2 separate regions of the Homo sapiens genome follow, and region 1 is linked to region 2. Evidence: read pairs that join two places in POLR2A ChIA-PET (ENCODE). Cell type or tissue: GM12878. All regions are shown on one strand. Links, peaks and the distances in the headings refer to the core of each region. The heading gives the core; the rest is flanking DNA.

Region 1 (5,972 bases), core at 1-4,000, 400 kb after region 2:
AGGAGGTGACGGAAACGGGGCAGAGTGGGGCGCCCTGGCTCTGCAGGCTCGACCCTTCACCCAGCCCGCTCTTTTGGTTGGGGTGGGGTGGGGGGATTGGTGCTGGTGACAGGCTATACCCTGGGGAACTGAGAAATACTGGGACTTGGTTCCTGTCCCAGGTGAGTGGTCTCAGAGCCTTTTGGAAAAGATGAACAATTCTGACATCCTTTCCCTTTTGAAAAGGAATGAAAGAAAATGAGAAGATTCTGTAGTGCCCCCACCCCCACCCCACCCCATCCTGAAAGCTGCTGAGCAACTATTTTTATGTTGCCTCTTTTTATCCTGGTGGCTTCTGTAAATAGTTGAGAGATGGCAGTTGCAGAGATAAAAATGCTAATCCCAACCTGGAAAAGAGAGGGATGGTGGTCCTCGGAGGAAAGGGGGGTGGGAGTCAGTGGGGAGGCCAAGGTGTTGCCCCTCTGCCCACGTGGCTTAGGCATGAGGCAGGAACCCAGCGGGTGGGGTAGGAGCATTGTGGGTGGTGCCTGAGAGAAGCTTCTGTTAGAGAAGTTTAAATGGGGAACCAGTGTTTTGCGGGGGCCAGGGTGCAGAAGGGAGAGCACACTCCCTTTTTCATTTTTGAAATGTGCTTTGGGGTATTGCCTTCAAGGCTTCTGGCAGAGAAATATTTTATTCGGTTCATCCTGGACAGTTCTGCCCTCTAGGTCCAGGTGTGGGGACGTTGGGCCCCGCAGAGCTGCAGAGCTGGCTCCCTGCACTCTTCTTGTCCCTCAGCTGAGGAGGCTTGCAGCTAGATTTAGCATGATGTCCAAAAGGTGGGGAGGAGGGAGGGAGAGGGGCCGTGGGTAGCCCAGGCACCGATGCCTGTGGGTTTCGAGCTGGCCCTCTCCATCTCTGATTTGCCAAGAGCATGCTGGGTAGAAGTCTTTTTCTTGTTCATTACAAACTGAAATTCCAGTTGTTTTCCAACCTCTTCCTTTGGTTCAGTGAAAGATTGAGAGGGATGCAGTGGGGGAAGAGGAAGGAAGGAAGATGGTTTCTACACTTTATTTCCAAATACCTCCCTCCTCTAAACACATACCCAAACTCACCCACACATTCGTAAGCTCCTCACACTTCAAGGCTGGGGCCACCCATGCACACCTGGTTTTATTTTTATTTATATTTTTTAAATTTAAAAATTTTCGAGACAGAGCCTTTCTCTGTTGCACAGGCTGGAATGCAATGGTGCAATCATAGCTCAGTACAGCCCCAACCTCCTGGCCTCAAGGGATCCTCTCACCTCAGCCTCTGACGGAGCTGGGACCACAGGTGTGCAGCACCACACTTGGCTAATGTAAACATTTTTTTGTGTGGTGATGGGGTCTTGCTGTGTTGCCCAAGCTGGTCTCGAATCCTGGCCTCAAGCGATCTTCCTGCTTCGGCCTCCCAAAGCACTAGCATTATAGGCGTGAGCCACCACTGTACCTGGCCCACAGCTGGCTTTAGATGTCTGACTGCGTGACTGGGGCCATTCTTTCAGTGATATTTCATTACTGACTAAGTAATAGCTGCCTAAGAATTCTTAAGACAGTTGGCCCTGGCAAGCAGCAAGACAGGGGAACTGCTTACTCTGTGAGTATCCAGGGCCTCAAGGGTCACTGGGCTGCAGGGCAGGCCACCTGGATCTCCTCCTGGCCCAACTGCGAGCCTGCTGGGCTGCCTGGATGAGGTCATCTCAACTTCTCTGAGTCTCGGTGACTCCATCTGCAGCCTCTGTTGCGCTGATTGCAAAAGCCATGTGAGAATGTGCTCTTATGACACATGGAAGCAAGGATGTGAAATGATATGCATACGCTATTTTTAATTTTGTAAAATGTGATGCATATGGACAAGGGCTAGAGGGGAAGATGAAGAGTTAGCACGGCAGGATTAGAGATTTAAGAGATTTCGTTTTAAAATAAATTGAAACCAGCTAGGCACAGTGGCTCATGCCTATAATCCCAGCACTTTGGGAGGCTGAGGCAGGTGGATCACTTGAGCCCAGGAGTTTGAGAACAGCCTGGGCAACATGGCAAAACCCCATCTCTACCAAAAATACAAAAAATTAGCCAAGTGTGGTGGTGTATGCCTGTAGTCCCAGATACTTGGGAGGTAAGGTGGGAGGATCACCTGAGCCCAGGAGTTCGAGGCTGCAGTGAACTATGATTGCACCACTGCATTCCAGCCTGGGCAATAGAGTGAGACCCTGTCCCCAACCGCCCCGCCCCCCAAAAAAAGGAAGCCAACTGAGGGTCGTGAATTCAGTAACTGCCAAAGTTCTTTCTTGGCAATAGCTTCTATATAGTGAGCATTCACACTTGTGCCCTCCTGAAGCACTCAGAAGCTGGATGATTGTGAGCAAGTCAGCCAGGCTCTCTGTGCCTCAGTTTCCCCACTGGTGGAACAGGGATAATAGCAGGACCTATTTAGCCAGGCGTAGTGGTGCGCACCTGTAGTTGCAGCTACTTGGGGGGCTGAGGTGGGAGGAATGCTTGAGCCCGGGAGATCAAGGCTGCAGTGAGCCAAGATTGTGCCACTGTACTCCAGCCTGGGTGACAGAGTGAGACCCTGCCTCAACCAAACCAAATCAAACCAAACCAAACCAAACAAAACAGTATCTATAACTCATAAGGTGGTTGTGACAGTTAAATGAGATGATGCAGGATTAGAAGAGTGCCAAGCACTCAAGAAGGCTAACCATTAGTATCACTGCATCTGCAGCAATGCGATTCTTGTGTTGAAAATGCCAGTTTCTTCTCCTCTCCCTGTTCATCAGCCCTTCCCTGCCCCATCCTTGATGTTTTAAGATTAAAAGAAAGAGAAAAGCAGTGTTGGAAGTCAAGTTGCCTGTCAAGGTGAAGGCTGTCCAGGTTGCCAGAGGCCTTGTAGCTGCCTGGCAGTTTGGCCTGGATGAGAGCCCTGGGGTGTAGGGAGACAGCAGCTTCCCTGTCAGTCAGCTCTGTCATTTGTAAGTCAGGGCCCTTGACTGTAAATGATGGAAAACTAATCACGAAATAGCTTAAGCAAAAATGGAAATATGTTGGCTCATGTAGTTAAAAATTGAGGTACATGAGCTTCAGGCATGGCTGAATCCAGGTGCCTAAACAGTGTCTTCAACCTCAGCTCTTTTCCATCCATTACCTCTCTTCTCTCTTCTTAGACTTCATTCTGAGGCAGGGTTCTCTCCAGCCCCTGGTAGCTTTAGGAATATATCCTCTGAGCTCTAGGTTCAACAGAAAGGACATTCTTTCTTTTCAACACTTCCACAAAATCACAGAATAAGACCCAATAGACTGACTTGGGTCACACATCTACTCTCTTTTTTGAGACAGGGTCTCGCTCTGTCACCCAGGCTAGAGTGCGGTGGCATGATCACGGCTCACTGCTGCATCAACCTCCCCAGCTCAAGCGATCCTCCCACCTCAGCCTCCCTAGTAGCTGGGACTACAGGTGTACGCCACCATGCCCAGCTAGGTTTTTTTTGTATTTTTGTAGCGATGAGGTCTCGCCATGTTGCCCAGGCTGGTCTCAAACTCCTGGGCTCAAGGGATCTGCCCACCTCAGACTTCCACAGTGCTAGGAGCACAGGCGTGAGCCACCATGCCTGGCCCACACATCTACTCTGTTTCTTTTTTAGATAAGGTCCTGCTCTGTTGCCCAGGCTGGAGTGCAGTGGTGCAATCTTGGCTCACTGCAACCTCCCCCTCCCGGGTTCAAGTGATTCTCGTGCCTCAGCCTCCTGAGTAGCTGGGATAACAGGCATGCGCCACCATACCTGGCTAATTTCTGTATTTATAGTAGAGGTGGAGTTTCACCATGTTGGCTAGGCTGGTCTCGAACTCCTGGCCTCAAGTGATCTGTCCGCCTTGGCCTCCCAAAGTGCTGGGATTACAGGCGTGAACCACTGCGCCCGGCCTCATATCTATTCTTGAGTTACCCACTTGACCAGAGCAATTGATAGCCAGCTGGCCAGGCTTGAGTCACATGCAAATCTCTGAAGCTGATGGTGGGGTCAGCCCTGTAGGGCCACCTCTCATATGGAGGGATGGCTTCCCAGACATAAATTGGGCTGCTGTTATCAGACTAAAGAAACTTCAACTCTAGGCCAGCTAAAGAAAGCTTCTGACCTTCTGAGTGGCCTTGGGACAGAAGAAATAAACAACAACTTCTAGTCAGTATTTACTGAGTGCGAGCAGTGTCCTAGAAAGTTCTAGGCCCGGGAATTCAGCTGTAAACAAGGAGGCCAAAGCCACAGCTCTCATGAGTTAGTCATGTCCATGTCCCTGTGCCCAAATCCTGTGCATTTCTCCTCCAAGCACTTTGAGACCCTGTGCTTTCGCTCTCATCTCTCTCAAACACAGGTCGAGGTCCCAGCAAGGCAGAGGAATGGGCTGCCTGCCCAAATCCCTTGTTAGAGATTTTGGTCCAGCCTGGACTTTATTCAGGACGCAATATGTGGACATGGCAGGGCTATGCCTGTAATTGTTGGCCCCTTCCTGAAAAACTCAGCCCGGCCGGGTGCGGTGACTCATGCCTGTAATCCCAGCACTTTGGGAGGCCAAGGCAGGTGGATCACTTGAAGTCAGAAGTTCGAGACCAGCCTGGGCAACATGGTGAAACCCTGTCTCCACCAAAAAACACAAAAATTAGCTGGGCATGGTGGCGTGCCTGTAATCCCCAGCTACTTGGGAAGCTGAAGCAGGAGAATTGCTTAAACCTGGGAGGCAGAGGTTGCGCTGAGCCGAGATCACACCACTGCATTCTAGCCTGGGCAACAGAGCGAGACTCCATCTCAAAAATAAGTAAATAAATAAAAATAAAAATAAACAAGAACAACAAAACTCAGCCCAATTGTCGCCCTGCCTAGAACCACTGCGTGACTTTGGGCAAATCAGTAAATCCTTCTGAACCTTCATTTTCCTCATTGGTGGAATGAAATGGTCAGAGCAGGTGACCACTGATGTGCACCTGTCTTTGCACTGACATTCAGTGACTTGAAAGCAGGGGCTGCAGACTCAGACACCTGTAGCGGAGAGGCAGGGCATGAGATGTGGGCCGAGGGGAGGGCGTGGGCCGTGGCAGGCAGCCTGTCCTCAGCTTTGGAGAGGCACTGGGAAGTGGTGAGGACTGTGGCGTGCTGGTGAGTGTGTCCCCTGCCCAGAGCTGCAGCGAGTGGTTGCCAGGATAGAACACAGGCCCAGTGCTATCAGTGTGCAGTTCTTCAAGAAAATCTGTAAATTTGCACTTTTATCTGAAATCTCCTGGCTCTGAAATGTTGGCATCTCATTCAAATGGTTATTTATTTATTTATTTATTTATTTAGCGAAAGGATCTCATTCTGCCACCCAGGCTGGAGTGCAGTGGTGCAATCATAGTTCACTGCAGCCTCCAACTCCTGGGCTCAAGCCATCCTCCCGCCTCAGCCTCCTGAGTAGCTGGGACTACAGGTGTGAGTACCATGCCCAACTAATTTAAAAAATTTTTTTTGTAGAGATGGGGTCTCACTATGTTGCCCAGGCTGATCTTGAATTCAGCATCAAGTCATCCTCCCACCTCGGTCTCCCAGAGTGCTGGGATTACGGCCATGAGCCACCACTTCTTCAGATAGCTTTGAACCTGGTGTAAGGCCAGTATATCGGTGGCCAGATGTCACACAGGAGTCATCATTTGCAACGTTTTTGTTCTAGGGACTATGATGAGGATGGGGTCTCTGAGGCCTGAGATATCTCTATTGCCATCTGACAAGGGAGGGCCTTTGTTTTTGCGGACTCAGTTGTTTCAGTGGCCCCAAATTAAAGAGCGCTGAAGGAGAGAGCCAGTTGTAACAGTTGGTGTCACTGGATCTGATAACCCTGCTTAGCTGGGCTAGGGCCCTGGGTCTGAAATATTCCAGCACCGCCTCCGTGGATGCAGCCGAGCCTCTCAGGTCTCCCGCTAGAGCTTTGGGA
Region 2 (8,382 bases), core at 2,193-6,192:
ACCACGGGACTTTGTCTGCTTTGAGCAAGGCAGTAGCCTCAGCACTTAGCGTGGCTCCCGGCACTCAATAAATATGTATCGAGTGGGTGAATATTTAGTGTACTTGTCATTTGCCTGAATGACATCCGATCCCCTCCTTACCCTTCCGCCTGCTCTGCTCCGTTTCCCAAGGTGATGAACACGCAGACTGAGCTTTCCAGCCTTCCTGCTGGGCTCAGTCAATGGAAGGCACTGGTGGGAGGCTGGAAGGCAGGAGGGGAAGCTGGGGTATTTCTGCCCTCTCTTTGTGTTGGGCATCATCTCCAGTAGCATCTTTGGCTGAAATGGCTGCACAGGCTTCATCCAGGTGACTTTTTTTTTTTTTTTTTTTTTTGAGACAGAGTCTTGCTCTGTCGCCCAGGCTGGAGTGCAGTGGTGCAATCTCAGCTCACTGCAAGCTCCGCCTCCCGGGTTCACGCCATTTTCCTGCCTCAGCCTCCTGAGTAGCTGGGACTACAGGTGCCCGCCACCACGCCCGGCTAATTTTGTGTATTTTTAGTAGAGACGGGGTTTCACCATGTTAGCCATGATGGTCTCGATTTCCTAACCTCGTGATCCGCCCGCCTCAGCCTCCCAAAGTGTTGGGATTACAGGCATGAGCCACCGCGCCTGGCCTCATCCAGGTGACTTTTTTGGGGGAGGGGTTGTTTTTGAGACAGGGTCTCGCTCTGTCACCCCAGCTGGAGTGCAGGGGCACAATCACAGCTCACTACAGCCTTCAATTCCTGGGCTCAAGTCACCCTCCCACCTCAGCCTCCTGAGTAGCTGGGACTACAGGCGCATGCCACCATGCCCAGCTAATTTTTGTATCTTTTGTAGAGACACAGTTTCACCATGTTGCTCCAGGCTGGTCTCAAACTCCTGGGCTCAAGAGATCCACTCACCTCAGCCTCCCAAAGTGCTGGAATTACATACATGAGCCACTGTGCCCAGCCACACGTGGTTTTTAAGAGATTTCTGTAGGAGTTGGGATCTTCCACAATTGTGAGATCTGGTTAGACAGTCTCCATAACGCTGGGTCTCTGTGTCTGATGCTGGAGCCTGAAGTCTGCAGGGCAGGCAGCTGAGAACAGAAGATGGATGTAAAGTAGGGAAGAGCAAGAACGATCTGGAACCCATGAGCAAGAGCTGAAATCTACAAGCACAGACTGAAACCTAGGTCAGTCCTCATTGTCCCCAACTTTGATGGCATGGGTGTCCTGCAGGAAACACTGGTGCCCTTAGGCAGGGAGCTGGCTCAGGGGTCACAGCAGCCAAACAAGGATCCAGGGGCAGGTGGACCCACCGCAGGCAGGTAAAGGACAATGTTCAGGAGATGCAGAAGTGGCTGGTGACTCTGCCCCGGCCTTCCAGGCATCAGTAAGAGTATGGCTGCTGCTCTACTTCCACACACCAAATCTCATGCCACAGAAAATTGCCCTTTATGGCCCACCCAACCAGAAAAACATAGAAAAAGGAATTCTGGGAAATGCAATTCAACTAGCCAAGCTAACACATTACCAAGCCAGTGACCATGGTTTCTTGGGATAGCTTGGGGGTGACGTATCAGTGTTCTACCATGAGCAAACCTACCTGCAAGGGCTGAGAGCTGAAGGAAGCTGACAAACCTGGTTTCTCAGAAAGAAACTTTTTTGTTTTTTAGAGACAGAGTCTTGCTCTGTTGCCCAGGCTGGAGTGCAGTGGCACAATCATGGCTCACTGTAGCCTCAGACTTCTGGGCTCAAGCAATGCTCCTGCCTCAGCTTCCTGAGTAGCTGGGACTATAGGTGCACCGCAGCACACTTGGTTAAGGTTTTCCATTTTTTTGTAGCAATGAGGTCTCACCACTTTGTCCAGGTTGCTCTCAAACTCCTGGCCTCAAGCATTCCTCCTGTCTTGGCCTCCCAAAGCACTAGGATTACAGGCGTGAGCCACCCACCCAGTCTCAGAATGAAACATTTAATAGGGATTTTTGAACAAAAGCCATGTCTTGGGTGGCTGTGAGATGATGGATCCCTGCACCGTTAGCCCCCAGACCCAAGGCTTATATACCTAGGGAAAGAGTATATGTGCTTCAGAAGGAATATGTCATCAAGGTTGTTTTGACCCAAGGGCAGGATTTGCAGTAATTACTTGCTCTTCACAGTAGATAACGTAGAAATCTTAGAGGCATTCCGGCAACTGAGATTAATTAGAAGTCCACATGGTGGATAAGCTGGCAAGGTAGAGTTGCTTTAGCCTCCACAATCAGCCAACCTGCAAGTAAAAGGAAATGTAACCAAAAGTGCTTAACCAATAAGGAAAATTTACTATGTCACAGAACAATGGGTCCAATGACCTTACAGTGTTGTGAATGGCTCAGGAATGTCATTAAGGGTCAAGTTCTTTTTCTCTGCCATCTGCAGCAGGTTGGCTGTATTTCTCAGCATGTCACAGCCTCTATCACATCCTCACGTAACTATGTCCACAGCTGGGAAGGGGACTGTTTCTCTCATGAGGCTCTATTTAAGAGCAGGGGGCTGCATACAGTGGCTGATACCTGTAATCCCAGCACTTTGGGAGGCTGAAGCAGGAGGATCGCTTGAGCCCAGGAGTTCAAGGCCAGCCTAGGCAAGATAGCGAGACCCCATCTCTATAAAAATAAAAAATTAGCGGGCATAGTGGCACACGCCTGTGGTCCCACCTACTCAGGAGGCTGAGGCAGGAGGATCGCTTGTCTAAAAAGTCAAGGCTACAGTGAGCTGTGATCGCACCACTGCACTCAAGCCTGGGCAACAGAGGGAGACCATGTCTCAAAAAAAAAAAAAAATTATGAAGAATTTGAAAATGGGCCGGGCGCAAGGGCACACACCTGTAATCCCAGCACTTTGGGAGGCCGAGGGGGGTGGATCAGGTCAGGAAGCCTAAGGTCAGGTGTTCAAGACCAGCCTGGCCAACATGATGAAACCCCATTTCTACTAAAAATTAAAAATTAGCCGGGCATAGTGGCACACGCACGTAATCCCAGCTACTCGGGAGGCTGAGGTGGGAGAATCAGTTGAACCTGGGAGGTGGAGGTTGCAGTGAGCCATGATCACATTACTGAACTCCAGGCTGGGCAACAGAGGGAGACTCCAAAAAAAAAAAAAAAGAATTTTGAAATAGCAACAGGAGGGTATTAACCCAAGCACAAGGCCCTTCTGAATGCAGGGAACATCATATTAACTAGGTGTAGATTTTGAGTCCATTTAAGGGTTTCCATGTTGCTTTTTCATTACTTTTCTATGCTTTTTATGAGGGACATACGAAGCAGTTCATTCTTTTCAAAGCAGGTCCATTCTTGGTTTAGGGCTCTTTTTAAAAATTTTATTATTACCATTTTTTTTTTTGAGACAGAGTTTCGCTCTTGTTGCCCAGGCCAGAGTGCAATGGCTGCAGTGGCGCGATCTCGGCTCACCACAACCTCTGCCTCCTGGGTTCAAGAGATTCTCCTGCCTCAGCCTCCCGAGTAGCTGGGATTACAGGCATGAGCCACCATGCCGGGCTAATTTTGTATTTTTAGTAGAGACAGGGTTTCTCCATGTTGGTCAGGCTTGTCTCCAACTCCCGACCTCGGGTGATCTACCTGCCTCAGCCTCCCAAAGTGCTGGGTTTACAGGCGTGAGCCACCGCGCCCGGCTGATTCTTTTTTTTTTTTTAGACAGAGTTTCACTCTTGTCACCCAGGCTGGAGTGCAATGGTGCAATCTCAGCTCACTGCAACCTCCACCTCCTGGGTTCAAGAGGTTCTCCTGCCTCAGCCTCTCGAGTAGCTAGGATTACAGGCGCCCGCCACCATGCCCAGCTAATTTTTGTATTTTGTTTCGGCAGAGACGGGGTTTCACCATGTTGGCCAGACTGGTCTCGAACTCCTGACCTCAGGTGATCCACCCGCCTCGGCCTCCCAAAGTGCTGGGATTACAGGTGTGAGCCACCGCGCCCGGCTCAAATCTTTTTTAAATTGAAGGGTAAATTCTCTGTGTTCATATTCCCAGTCGTGACATTTTTTGGTCGAGTAACCTTGCTGCGGAGCATTGGGGACAGTCCCCGCCCCAAACTCGGCCACCAGCGCCTCCTCCGCGCTCTCATCGCCCTTGCCGCGTTGCAACGCGATCCCGCCCACTTCCGGCAGGAGCGTCCAGAGCGCAGGCCCAACTCCAGGGGTCCTTCAGCAACTGTCAACTGCTGACGTATGCGCATGTGTAAAGGGGCGGGTCTGGTTAATTGCGCGGGAGATTGTGGGTCCACTGAACTCACGCGACTGTCTCCGCCCACTTAAATAGGCGGGCGGAGCCGAGGGCCCAGTCTGGCTTCAGGAAGCGCAGGCGCATTGAGTACAGGAACGTGACTCAGGCACCGGGGCGACCTTCACGCATGCTCATTTAAATAAGGCAAAGAGCTTATTACACCAGCTCCAGGACCCGCCTTTCTCTCTTAACCAGCCTCTGGCTTTTAAAGGGCCAGAATTCCTCCGAATTATGGATTTTTTGGTTTGGGGTTTTTAAAATAATTTTATTTTATTTTATTGTGGTAAAAATACTTGACATGAGAGTATTTTTAAAGTGTACCATATAGTATATTGTTAGCTGTAGATACAACCGAATTGCTTTTTTATATTAAGCATTTATTGAGCACCTACTATGTGTAAACCAAACTTACATTGCTGTGTGCATTTTACAATTTTTCTCCTGTAATAATATGTAATAATTACGTTCATATGTATATTTTTGCATAAATTTATTCCTCCATCCCAGTGTACTATTCCTTTCTTTGGTGGCAATTCTCTCTCTCTTTTTTTTTTTTTTTTTTGAGACAAAGTTTCATTCTTGTTGCCCAGGCTGGCATGCAATGACGCGATCTGGGCTCCCTGCAACCTCCGCCTCCCGGGTTCAAGCGATTCTCTCCTACCTCAGCCTCCCGAGTAGCTGGCATTACAGACACCCGCCACCACACCTGGCTAATTTTTTTGTATTTTTAACTAGAGACGGGTTTTCACCATGTTGGCCAGGCTGGTCTCAAACTCCTGACCTCATGATCTGCCCGCCTCGGCCTCCCAAAGTGCTGGGATTACAGGCGTGAGCCACCGTGCCCGGCCCCAGCCTCTCTTTAAAATTATTTTTATTTATTATTATTTTTTAAGAGACGGGGTCTCACTCTGCCATCCAGGCTAGAATACAGTGGCGAGATCATAACTCACTGCAGCCTCCATCTCCTGGGCTCAAGCGATCCTACCTCACCCTCCCGAGTAGCTGTACTACAGGTGCGCATCACCACATCTGGCTTTTTTCTTTTCTTTTTTTCTTTTAAGATTGTGTCTCACTGTGTCTCCCAGGCTGGAGTGCGTAGCTCACTGCAGCCTCTAATTCATGGGCTCGAGCAATCGTCCTACCTCAGCCTCCCAAGTAGCGAGGACTATATAGAGACATGGTCTTGTTGCCCAAGCTAGACTGGAACTCCTGGCCTCAAGCGATTTTCCTGCCTTGGCCTCTCAAAGCACTGGGATGACCTGACTGAAGGCAATTCTCTGGAATGGGAGGCAATGTGGGGTTCTGGGCCGGTCTTCCCAGGTTAAGAGGCCTGCGACTGAATTTTGGCTCTTTCACTTCCTTGCTCTTTTACTGTGGATATGTCACCTAACTTCTGGGAACCTAACAGTTGCCTGCTTTTTATTTATTTATTTTTATTTTATTGTTTGAGACAGGGTCTCACTCTGTTGCCCAGACTGGCGTGCAGTGGCACGATCTTGGCTCATTGCAACCTCCACCTCCCAGGTTCAAGCAATTCTCCTGCCTCAGCCTCCTGAGTAGCTGGGATTACAGGTGTGCACCACCACACCAAGCTAATTTTTGTATTTTTAGTAGAGACGAGGTTCCACTATGTTGGCCAGACTGGTCTCGAACTCCTGACCTCAAGTGATCCACCTGCCTCAGCCACCACGCCCAGCTAATTTTTGTATTTTTAGTAGAGACCGGGTTTGCTGTGTTGGCCAGGCTGGTCTTGAACTCCTGACCCAAGTGATCCTCCTACCTCAGCCTCCCAAAGTGCTGGGATTACAGCGGTGAGCCACTGCGCCTGGACAGTTTGCTTCTTTTTAAAACAAAGATCAGGATACCTACCAATCTCACAGGATTGTTGCAAAAAGTAAATTCTTTAAAAAGTGTGTGTGAAGTCAGGAAGCTGAGGCAGGAGAATCTCTTGAACCCAGGAGGCGGCGTTTGCAGTGAGCTGAGATCGCGCCACTGCACTCCAGCCTGGGCGACAGAGCGAGACTCCGTCTCAAAAAAAACCAAAAAACAAAAAAAAGTATGTGAAGTGCCAAGTACTGTGCCTCATGCCAGCTATATATGTTGAACAAATAGTCATTAAGTGGAATTATTCAGTCAGAAAATGGTTTTATAGTTCCTGTAACAGTTCCAGATGGTTCTTCAGGAAGATTTACCTAATTGCGAGGATGGCTAGCCATGTGTAATGGTGTCTCTTTTTCCAATATCGCAGGCCATCATTTTTACACATTTTTCCTAGTCTAGACAGTATGTAATGGTATGGCAGGGTTATTTTAATTTTCATTTATTTAATTCTAGTGAGGCCATGCATTTTTCCTTGGGATGATTTATTAGCTTTATTTCTTTGCCTAACAACTATTTTCTAACACTGTAATTTTCACTGGCTTATCCCTGCAGACATGATGTTAGGTTTTGACAGAGCATGTTGTTGACCTTTTTTTTTTTTTTTTTTTGAAACGGAGCCTTGCTCTGTTGCCCAGGCTGGAGTGCAATGGCGCGATCTCGGCTCACTGCAACCTCTGCCTCCTGGGTTCAAGCAATTCTCCTGCCTCAGCCTCTGGAGTAGCTGGGATTACAGGTGCCTGCCACCATGCCCAGCTAATTTTTGTATTTTTATTAGAGACGAGGTTTCACCATATTGGCCAGGCTGGTCTTGAACTCCTGACCTCAAGTCACACTTTGAGAGGCCGAGACCAGGCAGGCCAGAGTGCTGGGATTATAGGCGTAGCCACCACATCCAGCCTGACCCTTTTTTTTTCTGGAGAAAGAGGGTTAGGGGGAGAGAGAGAAGCAAAAGGAAACTCTCCAAAGAAGGGATTGAGGCTACAGTGAAAACTCATCCCTAGAGCAGCTCTGTCCAGTAGAACTGGCGAGGGTGCCACAATGTCTGCATATGTCTGTCCCATATAGTCCAGCATGTGTCCACAAAGCACTTGGAACGCGGCTACTGTGACTGAGGAATTTTTAATTTTATCTAACTTAAATTTAAATTCAAATACAAGGGAGGGGACAGGCACAGTGGCTCACACTTGTAATCTCAGCACTTTGGGAGGCTGAGGCAGGAGGATCACTCTAGCCTACGAGATCGAGACCAGCCTGGGCAACACAACGAAACCTGGTCTCTACAAAAAATACAAAAGTTAACCGAGTGTGGTGGTACACACCTGTGGTCCCAGTTCCTTGGGAGGCTGAGGTGAGAGGATCACTTGAGCCCAGGAGGTTGAGGCTGCAGTAAGCCATGAGTACACCGCTGCACTCCAGCCTGGGTGACAAAGTGAGACTCTGCCTCACAAATAAATAAATAAATAAATAAATACAAGGGAGGCTGAGGCAGGAGTTCAAAGCTGCAGTGAGGTATGATCAGGCCACTTTACTCCACCCTGGGCAACAGAGTGAGCCCCTGTCTCTAAAAATAATAATATAAATACATAAATAAATAAATAAACAAACAAAAATAGCCACCTCATTGATGACACCTCATTTTCTTTTTTCTTTTTTTTTTTTTTTGAGACGTAGCCTCATTCTGTCGCCCAGGCTGGAGTGCAGTGGCACAATATCGGCTCACTGCAACCTCCGCCTCCCGGGTTCAAGCGATTCTCCTGCCTCAGCCTCCGGAGTAGCTGGGACTACAGGCGCTGGCCACCACGCCCAGCTAATTTTTGTATTTTTAGTAGAGACGGGGTTTCACCATATTGGCCAGGCTGGTCTCGAACTCCTGACCTCGTGATCCTCCCACCTCGGCCTCCCAAAGTGCTGGGATTACAGGCATGAGCCACCGTGCCCGGCCCAGATGGCACCTCATTTTCCTTTGGAAAAATAAGGGGAAAAAGGAGACAAAAAAAGGGGCCTACAAAGTCAACTCAGGAGTGTCCTCACACATATAGAAGGACTCGAATTTAGACTTTTGGCATTGTTCCGGAGAGAGATGGTCCCAGAGACTATTGGTTTTGACAAAATGCTGTGTTCAGTTTGTGAAAATTTATCAAGGTATACACTGATGATATTTCCACTTTTTTTTTTTTTTGAGACAGGGTCTCACTTTGCCACCCAGGCTGGTATGCATA

What was found. Peaks named below come from ENCODE experiments on the same cell type or tissue, not always from the same donor. Only the 100,000 strongest peaks of a DNase experiment are listed, where the experiment ranks them.
Region 1: POLR2A ChIA-PET joins it to region 2 with 5 read pairs; 2 of 35 experiments call an interaction of 5 or more read pairs at or near these places.

What each region holds. Positions count from the first base shown.
Region 1 is chr12:121,283,189-121,289,160 of GRCh38, reverse strand. The region is part of intron 1 of CAMKK2 (calcium/calmodulin dependent protein kinase kinase 2); the gene reads left to right. Among named protein-coding and RNA genes, the nearest start is that of CAMKK2, 11 kb to the left of the region's middle. RefSeq lists an enhancer at 5,478-5,972. In GM12878, for the core only: a CTCF peak has its summit at 492; no DNase peak of the experiment used is centred there.
Region 2 is chr12:121,682,960-121,691,341 of GRCh38, reverse strand. LOC105370034 (a long non-coding RNA gene) reads right to left here. Exons shown (of 3, transcript XR_001749356.2): 2 at 2,071-2,274; 3 at 640-1,102. Among named protein-coding and RNA genes, the nearest start is that of MORN3, 17 kb to the right of the region's middle. RefSeq lists an enhancer at 3,388-4,374. In GM12878, for the core only: a CTCF peak has its summit at 4,096; a DNase peak (open chromatin) is centred at 4,271; H3K4me3 peaks cover 383 bases; H3K27ac peaks cover 660 bases.